Regions from separate parts of the Homo sapiens genome. Here all the other regions are linked to region 3. Evidence: chromatin contacts called from ENCODE Hi-C or POLR2A ChIA-PET data. All regions are on one chromosome and are shown on one strand. The core of a region is the stretch at or near the end of the contact, and the rest is flanking DNA. Distances in the headings are between cores, read along the strand shown.

Region 1 (3,944 bases), core at 463-2,962, 280 kb after region 3:
AAAAAAAATTCTTCCTTATATTTATTTAAAATCTGCTTCCTAATAAATTTTCTTTAATTAAAAATGTTAATATCCCAGAAAAAATAAGGCATCTTGAAACAGAAACGTACATTAAACAAGGTTATTTATTGATTGGCTGATGAAAATGGTGCAAACAAAGGCTCACAGGAACCCAACTTCATTCTTGCTAAGTAGAATGGACTGTTTTGGGGTCCTAAAGTATCAAAAGGGCTGTTTCTTCTGTCGCCCACTTACCAGCTGTTCATATCTCATGACTGCAAACACAGTGGAGAAGCCAAGTCAGAGGCATAATCAAGAGTTATTTAGGTCAGGTGTAGTGGCTCATGCCTGTAATCCCAGCACTTTGGGAGGCCGAGGCGGGTGGATCACTTGACGTCAGGGATTTGAGACCTGCCTGAGCAACATGGTGAAACCCTGTCTCTACTAAAAATAAAAAAAATTAGCCAGGCATGTTGGCGCATGCCTATAATCCCAGCTACTTGGGAGGCTGAGGCACAAAAATTGCTTGAACCCAGAGGCAGAGGTTGCAGTGAGCTGAGACTGCACCACTGAACAGCACTCCAGCCTGGGCAACAGAGTGAGACTCTGTCTCAAAAAAAAATAAAAATAAAAAAGAATTATTTATATACATATACCAAGTAGACAAAAGTATGCCTGATGATCTGGAAGGAAACAGAAAAATAGAATGACAGTGGTGGTGGGAGTATAGGTTTTTAACATTCTTTTGTTCCCATTTCCAATTGTTGGCATTTCTTTGTAGATTTACGTATTAAAAACAAGAACGACTGTCAGGAAGGCGAGGAAGCACTGCCTAACAGAGCATGGCAGTGGTGGAAAAGCAGACCAGGGAGCCCACAAGGAGACAATGATAGAGAAGTCTTTCTTTGGGAGAGCATCCTTAGCTGTGGAACAGGCCGAGATGCTTACAGAGGAAGGATGGACCTCTGTATAAGCTCTGTAGCCTTCTCAGTAAAAAGTAAACAGAAAAAAATGGGGGGAGAGAAGGAATGAAGAAAGTGAGTCTATGGCCTTAGTGCTTCTCTGCTTAGGATAGAGCACTGGCAAGCATATGAAAACACATACATTTCATTGCTAAAAATAAAGAATCAAAAGTGCTTTTGTTTAAGCCTTGATGTGATATTAGCAATAAAGAGCCACCAGTTGCAGGAGAACCACAATACATCCATAACCCCCAAAATATATTAGTTTAGGGGAATTGTTGTCAACAGTAGGAACAATTAAGACTGTGTTGTTATAGAAATACTGTGCCTAGCTGGTTTGCAAAAGAAAACTGCCTCTGATGACTTAGGTCTGGAGGGCCTTTGAAGGCAGTTTCTTTCCTGTGACCAGTAACTGATTTTTCACAAAATTGTGCATTGACTATTTCTCACAAGAGGTTTTGAAAATGAAGCTGGGTTTCAGGTTCGACTCACATGAGCTACTTTTATTTGGACAGTCTTTGTTTTTCTCAGTCTCGTCGGCAGTCCTTCCGGGGCCTTCCTCAATCCCTGGCCGGGGCTGAGGCCTGGCCGTTGTTTGGGATGAAAAGGTATTGGAAGGCTGGCTGCTAATTGGAGCTTGCACCTGCAGACCCCAGCCTTGGAGGCGACTCGGCACAGGCTACTGCTCTATGTGTGTATGCTTGTGTGTGTGCATTTTATTTCCTCAATGAACACTGGAATGTGGCATGGTTTTTTGGCCTGGGTATGCTGGAGGAGATCCAAGCTGCTTGGCCACTTTCTCTGTTCTGGGGAAGGGCGGGGTGGGGGGGCACCTCCTTTACTCTCTAAGAAGGAGGGATTTCTAGCTATGCAAATATATCCAGTGCATTCTGATCTAATCTCTTCTGGCCCCAAGAGGGGACTTACCCAGATAAGAGGCGCTCTTCAGAGAAAGTGAGAGGGTGCCACAGCAGGGCTTTCACCCACCAATAAGCTGATGAATTTTTAATGAGTTTCTCACACTTCACTCTAGTAACATTATCCAGGCAGTGCTGAAGAGGAATGGCTACAACCTCTGTGCTCAGCCAAAGACGAGAGAAATGGACAAAATACCCAGGTGGACCTAACGACCATGCCTCTGTTTCTCCCCACCCCACAATACCCAGGGGTTCAACCTAATGCACATATTTAATTTTGTGCATCTGATCAATTTTGGCATACATATATGCCCATGAAATCATCACTGCAATCAAGGAACAAATTCATTTTCTTTCTCTTTGTAATCTCTCCCTCTCACTCCCCATTCACCAGGTCCCCAGGCAAGTATTGATCTGCTTTCTATAACTAGACTGCTTGCACATTCCAGAACTCCATATAAATGAAATCAAACATTGTGTATTCTTTTTGGTGTCTGGCTTACTTCACTTGGTATGATAATTTCAGGATTTATTCATATTGTAGGTATCAACAGTTCATTCCTTTTTTTCTGCTTAGTATTGCATTGTGTGGACACAGCACAGTCTGTTTATTCATTCACCTGTTGATGGGCATTTGGGTTGTTTCCAGTCTGAGGCTATTACCAAGAAACCTGCCATGAAACCAAGACAGGAGGATTGCTTGAGGCCAGGAGTTAGAGACCAGTCTGGGCAACATAGTGGAGAACTCATCTCTACAAAAAATAAAAACATCAGCCAGGTTTGGTGGTACACGCCTGTGATCCCAGCTACTTGGGAGGCTAAGATGGGAGGATTGCTTGAGCTCAAAAGGTTGAGGCTGCAGTGAGCCATGATCACATTACTGCACTCCAGCCTGGGCAATGCAGAGCAAAATCCTATCTTAAAAAAAAAAAAAAAAAAAAAAGGTCAAAGCAGGCCCAGACCATTTCCACTTTTTGAAGTTCTTGGGATATTAAAAATGAAAGAAGGAATCCCAAAATAGACCTATAAAATATGCTATATTTAAAATGTATACATGCTTTTGAACATATTAAAAATTCAACATGTAGGTAACACTGGAAATGATATCAGGATTTTGAATTTGAAGCTCAATGTGGGGCCTAGGACAAAGGGTCTCCTGGCCATTGACCACTTTGTGATGGGTCCTGAGGGGCCAGCACCAGCTAGGGGCCCTTCCCACATACCCTGTACACTCTAAAGTCATATGTGGCACGGTTATTCTTTATATGCTTGGGGTCAAATCAATGCTACAGAGATAGCTCTGGAAAGAAAGAGCATTTTCTGGGTGTACACAGATTTTCTGCCAGAACTGGGAAGGCCAATCACAAACACTGGCCTTTTGGAGAGATCCCTTGCTCTACTCACCAAAATCAGCAAGCCTGCGGGGTCTGAGGTTTCCTTTGGGTTGACTATAGTCTTGGATGTCTCTGCTTACTTTGAGATCAGAATGGTGCCATGACCATGAGAGGGGTCGCTCCACTTGAAGAATCCCCAGATCCCTCCCAGCCATGGCATGGAAGCTCCCACCCTCTGAGGACCGTTATGGTCGCCTGGGTGTAACTTTAGTCTCCTTTTGCCTTTGGGTGTGTCTAGTGTAATGGTTCTCTGTGTGGGGTGATTTTGCCCTCCAGAGGCCACTTAACATTGACTGGAGACATTTTTGGTTGTTACAACTTGGGGAGTGCTATGGGCATTTAATAGGTTGAGCCTAGGGTGTTGCTGAACATTCTACAATGCACAAGGCAGCTGCCCACAATAAAGAATTATTCAGTCCCAAATGCTAGTATTGTTGAGTCAAGAAATCTTGGTCTTTTTTTTTTCTTTTTTAAGACAGGATCTTGCTCTGTTGCCCAAGCTGGAGTGCAATGGCACGATCATGGCTCACTGCAGCCTCAAATTCCCAGGCTCAAGCAATCTTCCCACCTCAGTCTCCTGGGCAGCTGGGACCACAGACGCATGCCACCATGCCAGCTAATTTTTAAGTTTTTTGTAGAGACAGGGTCTCCCTCTGTTGCCCAGGCTGATC
Region 2 (3,666 bases), core at 947-3,446, 320 kb after region 3:
CTGGAGTCCCCATTCCTCTTCTAAGACAGGAGAGAGAAGCAGGTACCCTAAGCAGCAGTGTGGCTTCAAATGCCCTGGGCTACTAGCTTTTTTTTTGGCATTAAGTAAAATGTGATTTGCATATAATTCTTTTCTCTAACCAACAAATCATTATAATTTGCTCTGGGAGAGCCAAGGTGAGTTTAACAAAATTAATATGTTGTCTACTGGAAAGAAAAATATTCTAAAATGTGATTTTCAGGTCTCTTTAGGCAGTGTTAAACATTTGTATCATACTCAGATTCAGGGGATCAGAAAATTTTAGAGCTGAAGGTGTCTTTAGAAATCAACTCATCGAGTTTTTACACTGAACTCAGAAAGCAGTTAGCCTGGAGAGAAGGCTTATTCAAGGTAACAGTCAAGGCAGAACTTGCTATGTGCCCAAGATGCTGAGCACTCTCTGAAGATCTTCCTGTTTTCAGGAATGGCTGCTAAGTGGTGAGATGAGATGTGAATGCAGGGACTGCAGCTCTGGAGCCTGACTCTTAACCACTATGCAGTAGTCATTAGGGAAGCACTGGGTTTTTGCAGCCAGACCTCCTGACCCCGCTCCAGTGTTTTTCCACAATCCCACCCAGCTTTCTATCTTGCCTTACTCCAGCCCACTGTGCATACAACTGCTAGGACAATCTCTGTAAAGTACAACCCTCATCATAATATTTTCTGCTTACAAACCTGCAATCACTTTCTCTTGCTGACTGAGGTTAGTACAAATTCCTCACTTTGTATTGAATGTCTGTGACAAAAATTTCTAGTCTTGTTTCTTAGAGTTTCCTTGCACTCCTAAACTCTTAAACCAAACTTGGCTGCAAACACTTCTCTAAAAGGAGCCTGTTTCTTCTGCCTTTTCCCAAGCTGTTTCCTAGACCTGGAGAGCCCTCCTTCCCTTTCCTTTAGAATAGTCTAAAAGTCCCTTTATTTTTCTTTTTTCTTGTTCTTCTAATAGATATAATTTAATGTGCCAGAGGCTGCTGATTGCCTGTCAATATCTATTTTCCCTTTCACCTTTTAGAAATAGAATCTTTGAGTTTTGCTAGTCATATAGCTCCTTGGAATGAAGGCGTTTCCCAGCTTCCATCATAACTCAGTGTCCAAGGAGCTGTGACCAGAAGCAAGGTGTACAACAACTGCGTCACACCTAAGAGAAGGAAGTACGTCTTCCCTCTCCTTCTCCCTCTTTCCACTAGATGAAATACAGACCAAGGTGGTGTGTTGGGGAGCTATACAGTCTTTAGCCATGCAGATAAAGGCAACAACATGAGACAGCAGAGCCGAGAGTTAGATGGAACCTGGGCCCCAACAAAATGGACCTGTCATATAAGCCCTGGACTCCCTGTGCTCAGACCATTAAGTATGAGGAAAAAATATTTCTATCTTGTTTAATTCTCTGGTTTTGGTATTTCTTGGCTGTCTTTGTTACAGTAGCCAATCTGTATCCTTAGAAATACATTCTTATGATGAGTTCATGTCCTTTGCAGGAGCATGGATGAAGCTAGAAGCCATCATTCTCAGCAAACTAACACAGGAACAGAAAACCAAACACCGCATGTTCTCACTCATAAGTGGGAGTTGAACAATGAGAACACTTGGACACAGGGAGGGGAACATCACACACCAGGGCCTGTCAGGGGTTGGGGGGCAAGGGAGGGAGAACATTAGTACAAGTACCTAATGCATGCGGGGCTGAAGACCTAGATCATGAGTTGATAGGTGCAGCAAACCACCATGGCACATGTATACCTATGTAGCAAACATGCACATTCTGCACATGTATCCCAGAACTTGAAGAACTTAAAGTAAAAAAAGAAAAGAAAAGAAATATAGTCTCACTTCTTTGATCATCTACACCCCTCTGAGTTTTTCCTAAAGGATTTCTTAAATTTACCATGTAGCAGAGTAAACATGGAATTTGAAGCTAGATAGCCCTGGCTTTGAATCCCAGCTCCACCACTTCTCAGCTGGGTGGCTCCAGCCTACTTGCTTAGTCTCTCTGAGCTTCAGTTTCTTTACCTGCAAGCACTGAAGACAACAGTCCATGGAGTAACTTTCCACTATTCTGAGCTGCCTCTCTAGGGTGATTTTCATCTGGCTGTGTGGACCTCATGAGTCACTCTTCTCCACTATAGGAAAATACCAACCACAGAAACCAAAATGTTCACATCTGCTACTCAGGCACCCTCTCCCACGAAGCAAGCTGGAAATGCTGACACATTCTGCAGCTCTCCCTTGGCTGTAATCTGGGCAGACCATCACCCCTCTGTTTGTAGATGCAAGGCTATGATTCACCCTTCCTCAATCCAATTCCTTACATAAAGAGATTATTATAATTCCAAATTCCCAGCTTATTCTTCATACACTCATAGATGCTTAGAGTTACAAGGCACTTGAGGGTCTTGTGGTCCAATCTTCCCTCTGAAATCAGTGCGGCCCTGGTGAGGACTTCCTCCACAGCCTGTCTCACCAACAGGCATCTTGCCTCTGCTGAATGTGCCTACTTGTCACATGGCAGCCTGTTCTATTTTTTGACAGCAAAATCATTATAAGTTTCTTCCTGATACCTTTATTTAGTCCCATTTCTGGAAGGCTCATTACTTAAAAATGTTAACCCAGGATGGAATAATTCAGAGACTGTGCTCTACAGAGCTAATCTAATTTCTTGTATACATCTTTATTGATGTCAATTTTGGGAGACTTATCTTCATCATCTTCTTCATCTTCTACTATCTCACACATGGCTAGTGGTTTTCAAATGTTTCTAATCAAGCATCTCTATCAGTAAATACTTTTTGAGCATGTCTCTCCAAACATATCCATACTTATTTATATAATAATATATGTATTACTGTGTTAGCATTTTAGAAAATGAATGAGACACATATAAAAATAGATATTAAAGATGATAAGAAAAATGTAAATGTGAGTTCAAATAGTTCCTGCTCGCATTTCAAGGGATCATCTTGCACATCCCCTGGGCTGCAGATCTCTCTCTTTGGAAATGACTGAGCTATTCATGATGCCCCTCCTCACCAGCATACAAGCCCTATATGAGGACAGAGATTCTGTCTTATGTTCTCTGTTGTGCCCGGTGCTTAGAACAATGTCTGGCTTAGAACAGTATCTGGTGCACAGGACACATTCTGTAACTTTTTTTTAATCAATCAGTGATTCCCAGATCTTTATTTATAGCACAGATTCTTCATTTCCAACTGTCTACAAGACAGCTTCACCTGGATCTCCTCAGGTATTTCAAACCCAACACACACCCAGCTGAACTCTTCATCTCTAGTGTCTTCCCCCACCAAAGTGTCATCATTTGATTCTCACTGCCTACTTCACACCTGTCCCCCATGTCGCTAAACTGGTTGACATTAAACACACAACTGACTGATCTCACTTTAAATTAAAGACCATACATCTCAGGTGGACAGCCTCCATTGCTCCTCAATTCAAATACATCTTCTATCCCACTTCCTCTCCTGATCTCGTGGCTAATTCGCCATATCTCCTTCCCACTTCTCAAAACTTCAGCACCCTTCTACTTCCTTACTATCAGCTGAATATTTTTCTGAGAAAATAAGAACAACTGAAGAGGACTTCTGTTGGTAGGACCAAATCCACCACACTTCA
Region 3 (3,548 bases), core at 981-3,480:
AAAAAAAAAAAAAAGCATTACCTACTGAAGATGTAAAGAGCTGTTACTATGATGCTGGACAGTGGGATATTAAGTTTTGCCTAACAGAAGTCTTAGGGGAGGGTACAAAATTATGTGAACTTCCCAGTTGATTATGAAACAACTTTGCTACATTTTTGGCATAAAGAGATAGAAGTAACAGTAATATATAGCATCCACAAAAAAACTCAACAAGCATCTACTTATCAGGTTTTATCTTTTAATCCCCTATGGACTCTGTGATGCTACAGTTATTACTTATATATTTAAATCACAGACTGGACACCTGGTTTTTCCAGTCACATAATTAAGTTTACATCTCAGTATTACCATTTAGCCTACTTTCCATTTTTTATCTGAAAATTAATCTTATTAAGATTAAAAACTCAAATATACCTATTTCGTTTTTTATAACTTAATTCAACTTTTTTTCTGACCGATTAAAGGGAATGCCTACCAATGTCAGTTTTCCGATTATTCTCCCTGGACTTGGAAGTGGCTAGGCTATATTACTAACAGTATTATACAACCTAATTAGAGAACAATAAAGTTGACCTTTGAAAATAACATATCAAACATCAGAAAGTGTCTTTTCTTCATCTGCTTTAAGGATTACATTTGTTTCTTTTGTGTAAATAATACATTATTACAATTTGAGATTATTTACTTAATCTTTAATACAATGAGAGCTAAAAATAAATCAATAAACATTTGAAAATATTTTCTACAATTCTATTTCATCTCATTTACTAGTAACATTTAAGTTCAGCCTCACTTTTGAACACTCATTTCCTAAACCTCAATTGTCTGTAATAATTTTATGTTTTCTTGTGCAGTAGTTTTCCTTCCGCTGGGTCATCTATTAACACTTCTCCAACAAACCAGAGTCTTCTTATGAAGGACTGTTGTGAATACTGGCATTCGTAAATTTCTAAAAATAAAATTTCCCAGGTGCACAGTTTTCCTCCCTGTCAGCATAATCTTGGGCTAAAGTTGTTGTTTAACAAGGCAATGGGCATTTATGACATTTCTACCCATTACAGCATTTAACAAATGTTATTGTAATTGCTAATTCACCTGTCTGTATTCCACTTTAGACAATAAACTCTGTGAGATTAGAGACCGTGTCCATCTAGTTCATCTTTGTATCCTCAATCTAATATATAATAAAAGGTCAATAAAATATATGCTGAATCAATGAAAGTCCCAGCAATGTGGGGAATGGTAATGAAGAACTCCAGAGCAATGCACTTACCTGTGAGATCCAGGGTTCTGTCCACAAAAACCACTGATGCCCTGCCTGCAGCAGTCTTCTTCCTGTTCTTTGCAGGGGCATAATTGGCCAGATCCGCAGCGATGACCTGACTTAAGGAACCTACAGCAAAACACTCCTCCCGTACTCCTAAATGTTCACACAGAGAACTGAGGCCTGACACTAGGCATCTGATCTGCAGCAGCAGCTCTGGGGTTAGCGTAGTGGAGTCCACATCACCCAGGCTTCCCAGCTTCCTCTTGTCCGGTCGGGCGCTATTAAGGAGGTGCACATCCTGGGGTAGCAGTGGGAAAAGGGATGCAAAAGCTGGAGTCAAGGCAAAGTGGGGAGCAACAGGGGCAAGCAATAACGGGACATGGAACACCTCGGCCGTGTAGTTCATGTTGCCCATCCATTCACACAGCTTCTCCTCCAGCTGCTCGAACACCGGCTGCTGCCCCTCCATCTCGGCCGCTGCCGCCGCTGGGACATGATTAGCTGTGAGGTGGACAGCGTGGCTCACGGTTGTGACCACCACACAATACTGGAAGTGACTGCGGCAGATGATGTCCCGTAGGATCTCCACGGTCCGGCCTTTCAGCAGGCAGCTCAGCACAAACACTGCCTTGGGCTGCTTGGCTCCACCACCAATTGCGTCGGGCTCGAACTCTCGCAGGTGACAGTCAGGACCCCCCACCGCCTCCAGGAGACGGGTGGATCCGCAGCCCCAGTGCAGGCTCTCGGCGCAGGCGGCGTCCAGGTAAACCACAGCCCGTTTCACTTTGGCCAGCACCTGCTCCCATCCTTGCTGGGTAAAGGACAGTACGCCCGAGGCGCTCATGGTTGGGGATTCGCAGACTTGGGAAACTACGGTGCAGGAACTTCTTTCAGAACTCACCGCTTCCGGAAATTGGGCTCCGGGAGACTTTGACAGTCTCCACAGTACACGTGGTCGGCCTCTGACACGCTCCCTGATGGCGCTCGGTGATGACGTTAAACTGAGCGGTGATTGGCTAGAGAGGAGGCCGGGAGTGAGGAAGGATGGCGCGGTCGGGAAAGAAGTGGGTGGGGCTCTGTGGCTCCGGGCTTCCTCAAAAGCTCGTGGAGATCAGGTGTTTCCTGAGATGGAGCTGAACTGAGTTCTTTCCGTCGCTCGGCCTGTCTGCGCAGATAATCTTCTCAGATAATCTTCTCATGTTCCTTGAAAAGTCTCCGAAATAAAAACCTAATCCGAAATTTGGTATCTTCCTTAGATATGAACACGTCTCCAAAAGTACAGCCACCTTCTCAATCTAAACTCAGAGCAACTAGAAAAAGATAATAAAAACAACCGTGTGCAATATTTTGGGTTTATAGATTGCTGTCACATACGTTATCGCCCACAAGCCTCATAACAAACCCTGTTGTTCTCATTTTCACTTTCTCCATCTTTCCTCCCTCATCTCATCGTCACTACATCTTATAGGCTTAAAAACTCTCAGAATTCAGCCCTTCCTCTCCATTTTTGCTGTCACAAAAACCCAACATCATCGCTCACCCAGGCAATGATCTCCCAACATTTTCTGACTTTTGATCTCTTTACCCTCCAATTCTATTTTCTTCCTAATAAACAAAGTTGGTCCTACAACTTTCCTGCTTAAAAGCTTCTCCTAGCCCAGTTGCCTATAGGATACATCCACACTCTTTAAAAAGCATCAACATCCTTCTTGATTTCTCAATTTCTCTCCAGCTATTCCCAACATGGAGAAAAATTGTACCGATACAATGAAGTCAATAGGCTGAACCCAAAATGTTTTATGGGTTCTGTTTGTTCCACCAATATACTTACATTACTAAGTATAATCTCTGTGCTAAGCTTCAAAGATGCAATGGTTAATAAAATTCATTACCTAATCCACAAAGAATTTACCTGGTAAACTTACCGAAAATAATCATTCCAACAGTACTGCCTGTGAGAGACTTTTTCTAACTCACCACCACTATCACCCTATCACCTCTCACTTCCCCCACCTATCAAACCACTCAATTGATACATTCGCTAAGTACTTGCCATATCATGGGGTAAGTATTAACACTATTTTCTTTAAACTATCTGTTTTGCTAAATTATGCACTAGATGCTTGGTATCCCCAACACTTATAACAGGTGTTCAATAAATGTTCGTTGAATGAATGTTCAATTAATATCCATGGCCAGGCGCGGTGGCTCATGCCTGTAATCCCAACACTTTGGGAGGCCGAGGTGGGCAGATCACCTGAGGTCAGGGGCTCAAGACCAG
Region 4 (4,019 bases), core at 862-3,361, 380 kb after region 3:
GTCCCCACACCTGTGAAGATAAGCTATCAATTTATATTGCCATGGTGAATTTTAACAGAAATGCTTTAAGGTAAAGATCTTGGGGCCCACAAGGAATTTCCTTGTGGGCAAACTATGAGGGAGATGTGTAGCTTTTCATCGTGTAGCCATCTTATTTAGGAAAAAAAGTGGGAGGCAGGTTTGTGTGACCCAGTTCCCAGCTTGATTTTTCCCTTTGGCTTAGTGAGTTTGGGGTCCCAAGATTTATTTTCCTTTCATAGCTTATAGTAGTAAAATTAAATAAATCAGTCTTTGTCTACAATATGGGTGACAGTAACATTTCTCAGTTTATTGTTTTGTCTTTGGGCTTTGTTTTGCTCTGTTACATTTTATGTGATCAAATTTATAAATCTATTCTTCATAGCTTCTGGGTTTTATGTCACACTTTAAGAGATCTTTATTATTCCAAGAAAATAAAATACTGCCTTTATTCTAATGCTTTCATAATTTTTTTTATGTTGCAAAAATAGACCAAGATGAAATTTATTTTAGGTAAGAAATGATGTAAGGATTCAGCTTCCTTTTTTTCTCTCTCTCTCTCCTGTCTCTTTCTTTTATCCCCTCAGATCACTAGTCTATTGTCACACTATTTATTGATTTATTTATTATTTGACCCTTACCTGAAATGTCACCATTTTTACAAATCACATTCCCATTCATACTTAAGTATTTCTCTGGGCTCTATTTTGTTCCAGTAATCATTCTGTCTCTTCATGTACTAATATAATTTTGTCTCAAATACTGCAGGATCATAATACATTACTAGTTTCTATTAGGGCTATCCTCACATAGCTTCCATAAAATAAAGTTTGTTTGTTTGTTTATTCATTTTTAAAAAGGACCCTGGTTATGCCTCAAAGAAAAGACATAGTGATAATGATCTAGCATTATATTTTACAAAATCTACTCCACATATATTTTTTAGGTTTCTGCTCATATATATGAGCAAAATCATGCAGTGTATATAAGTCATTTCCTCCTGGGTCATCATATGTTCCTGATCTGGGGCACACTGTGATTTGAACCTAGTTATTGGTGTAGTGGCAACGGGGGCAGTTGTTGTAGTCTTGTGGAAAATGAGCATCCCCTCGGAACATTGCTATCCCAGCGGAGGTTACTGCAGGGCTTTCAACCAAAGAAAGCGTGGTCTCCCCAAACACAGAAGAACAAGCAAGGGAGGCTCAGAGTGACGTGGGTGTGTTTAGAATCAGTTCTAACCTGATGCCTCACTCCAAGTTTCAGTGTCTCATGCTTTCCCATTTGATTTCCTATCTTTTACATCAGAAATTTGGCAAGGCTGTGAATCCAACTGAAATTGTAATTCTGCAAGCCTCCCAATTAAATTTTATGTTTGATTTTTATCAATATCAGCCTGTGGCCATAATAAATAAAAGATTATTTTTGGGCTGCCCTAGAAATGTCTAGTTTGCCACTCATGACTTGAACTGAAAATTAAAGGAATTTTAGCCTGTCATTTGCTTTCTGTAAATGCTACAGTACACTCCAGAGGATCCATCCAACATCATAGTCCTTGCTTTAGTTTGCACTTCATCACAATTACCATAGTTTGATTAATTGCAAAGCTATTACCTGCCATGGATTATTAGTATCAATTTCCCACTGGCAAAGAAATTGTCTCTGCACTGAAGCCTAAAATCATGATCAAACTAGTACCAAATCTCATGTGTGAGGGTCTGTCTTTTAGGACCACTACTGGTATCAATTCTGTAAGGTCTAGTCAGGAGATAGCTACACACCAGTAATTTGAACAGAAAAAATGTAATATACAGAATTATGAGCTAGTAAAATGCAATTAACTACTAAAAGAGAACTAGAGAATATAGAGAAGAAGCTCCTACCTCTAGAATGGAGAGAACATAACATAAAGAATTAAGAACATGAAAGAAGGTCCCTCCTCCAAGGCTGAATTCAGCCCTCAGTGGGTATCTTGTGGCTGACACAGAAACATGTAGCCTCTCAGTGGTAAAGAAACTTGTCAGAAAGTTTGGCCAGAGCTGGTCTGTAGGAACAGCTTGCTAGGTGGTTGAGACACTCTAGAAGGTGCAGGCAAGCTGCAGCTGGTTTGCAGGAACTGAAACTGGGTGGCTAAGTTCACTGGAGCGAGCTGGTGGGCTGAGCTGGAGAGCAGGACATGGCCAGCTGGGGTACCAGGGGACTGGAGCTGACTTATAAGAAACAACCTGCAGGCAGCTGAGGGGTCACAGCTGGTCTACAGGAAGTGGTCTGCTGGGTGCAGGAGAAACTCACTAGAGAGTGAACGACTTGGGCCTCCTGTCTGCCTGTTTGCTGACAGCTGTACCATAAGAGAGTAAGAGCACCATAACTGAAGATAAGCCTCTTCCTCTGCTATGACCTTACAGCAACACCCCAGTACCCTCTATTGACAATTAGGCTAACACTTCGGCAGTTGGGAAAGGAGAAATGTTTACAGGGTCCAGTCCCGCTACCACCAATAGAGCAAAGATGGATGCATTTGGAGCTGAGAGGAAATGGGTTGATAACTGGCACAACTAGTATGGATTATGTTTGCCAGTTTCAGGATCTCTATTCTGATGGTCTGGAGATCTCTTATATTTGATGATCATCCACTGTTAATAAGGGAAACACCCAAACCCTTTAACCAACGTGGTGCTTCATTTTCTCGGGTTTCCTGTGCCTCTCCACGTAAGGGCCTTTAAAATCTACAATGTCAGCAGCTTCAGTGCTCAGACTCATGGTCCATTTGCAAGGACAGCTGGTGAAATAAATAACATCTTTGTGGAAAAAGACAGAAAATAATGAAATAATATAAATCAAAACAAAGAGATCACCATAACCAGAGAATGGGATGCTAAGTGAGAGTCCGTTTCCTTGAGTGCTAGCTGGAAGCCAGCATGTAAGGAAGACTGAACTGAACTCATAATGTCCCCAGGACACTGTGAGTGGAGTGATGAACATAAATTATTTTCTTCAGTTCCTGTGATGAGAAATATGACTCCTAGTTAAGATAGTTGGCAAAATTCAAGATATCAACTATGGATTGTGCCTGTTTTAACGGTAAAGCAGCACTTGCCATTAATACAGCGGATGTTGGCCAGGCACAATGGCTCACACCTGAAATCCCAGCGCTTTGGGAGGCTGAGGTGGGAGGATCACCTGAGGTCAGGAGTTAGAGGCCAGACTGGCCAACATGGTGAAATCCTGTCTCTACTAAAAATACAAAAATTAACCGGGCATGGTGGCACACACCTGTAGATTCAGCTACTTAGGAGTCTGAGGCACAAGAATCGCTTGAGCTTGGGAGGCTCAGTGAGTTGAGACCACACCACTGCACTCCAGCCTGGGTGACAGAGCGAGACTCCGTCTCAAAAAAAAAAAAAAAAATACAGTGGATCTCAGAATAGGAAACCCCGTCTCCCAGACTAGCAGTGTCAACGTCACCCAGGAACTTACCAGAAATGCAAATTCTCAGACCCCACCCACACTTACTGAATCAGAGACTCTGGAGCTGGAGTCCAGCAATCAGTGTTTTAATAAGCCCACCAGGTGATTCTGATGTGTATTAATATTTGAGAACCACCGGTTTAGAGAGATATAAATTTAAGACTTGGTTTTTGGCAAACCATTTAATCTGTGCCTCAGTTTCATCATCTGTGACGGCTGCACCTTAATGATAACTACCTTATAGGGTTGTAGTGAAAATTACATAATAAAATCAGAGTAAAGAGCATATAAAAGTGCCTTCCACAGAGCATTCAAAAACTTTTTTTCAATCACCTCTTAAGACTTAATACAAATTTAAGAGACCAGTGTTTTTAAAGAGTTTAGCATAGTAAATATCAGGCACATAATAAATAGTATGCCCTCAATAATGCTAGCTATGGTATCAGTGGTAGTGGTAGTAGTAATATAACATTTAACACCTATATTGTACTTACCTTGTACTACGCATCCTTATAAGCCCTTTTTATGTTATGTTT

Evidence for each region. Hi-C counts contacts between places; a loop is a spot of excess contacts on that map. ChIA-PET counts read pairs that join two places held with the same protein, here RNA polymerase II (POLR2A). Pooled maps may share reads with other maps.
Region 1: a loop to region 3 is called in a pooled map, with 3 times the contacts of the local background. The contact joins the enhancer-like site here to the promoter of SCFD2 in region 3. A Hi-C loop is called at or near these places in 4 of 37 single-sample maps with no recorded cell type and 9 of 50 pooled maps. POLR2A ChIA-PET finds 5 or more read pairs at or near these places in 1 of 52 experiments (common myeloid progenitor, CD34-positive).
Region 2: a loop to region 3 is called in a pooled map, with 6 times the contacts of the local background. The contact joins the enhancer-like site here to the promoter of SCFD2 in region 3. A Hi-C loop is called at or near these places in 5 of 50 pooled maps.
Region 4: a map of OCI-LY7 shows a loop between it and region 3 (7-fold over the local background). The contact joins the enhancer-like site here to the promoter of SCFD2 in region 3. A Hi-C loop is called at or near these places in 1 of 168 maps with a recorded cell type or tissue (OCI-LY7), 15 of 37 single-sample maps with no recorded cell type and 6 of 50 pooled maps.

Annotation. Positions count from the first base shown.
Region 1 is chr4:53,639,424-53,643,367 of GRCh38, forward strand. It overlaps a transcript of LNX1 not described here. Among named protein-coding and RNA genes, the nearest start is that of LNX1-AS2, 48 kb to the left of the region's middle. Within about 2 kb of position 1,713, at least 3 of the 41 ENCODE cell types and tissues checked have a DNase peak (open chromatin) inside an H3K27ac peak, as active enhancers do.
Region 2 is chr4:53,686,180-53,689,845 of GRCh38, forward strand. No RefSeq gene overlaps it. Among named protein-coding and RNA genes, the nearest start is that of LNX1-AS2, 95 kb to the left of the region's middle. RefSeq lists enhancers at 2,010-2,059, 2,090-2,299. Within about 2 kb of position 2,197, at least 2 of the 41 ENCODE cell types and tissues checked have a DNase peak (open chromatin) inside an H3K27ac peak, as active enhancers do.
Region 3 is chr4:53,363,831-53,367,378 of GRCh38, forward strand. SCFD2 (sec1 family domain containing 2) reads right to left here and starts at 2,231. Exons shown (of 9, transcript NM_152540.4): 1 at 1,274-2,231. The coding sequence starts at 2,111. RefSeq lists enhancers at 1,657-1,706, 1,927-2,126, 2,147-2,196.
Region 4 is chr4:53,746,325-53,750,343 of GRCh38, forward strand. No RefSeq gene overlaps it. Among named protein-coding and RNA genes, the nearest start is that of LNX1-AS2, 160 kb to the left of the region's middle. RefSeq lists enhancers at 2,024-2,233, 2,284-2,333. Within about 2 kb of position 2,112, at least 5 of the 41 ENCODE cell types and tissues checked have a DNase peak (open chromatin) inside an H3K27ac peak, as active enhancers do; they include OCI-LY7, where a contact is called at or near this core.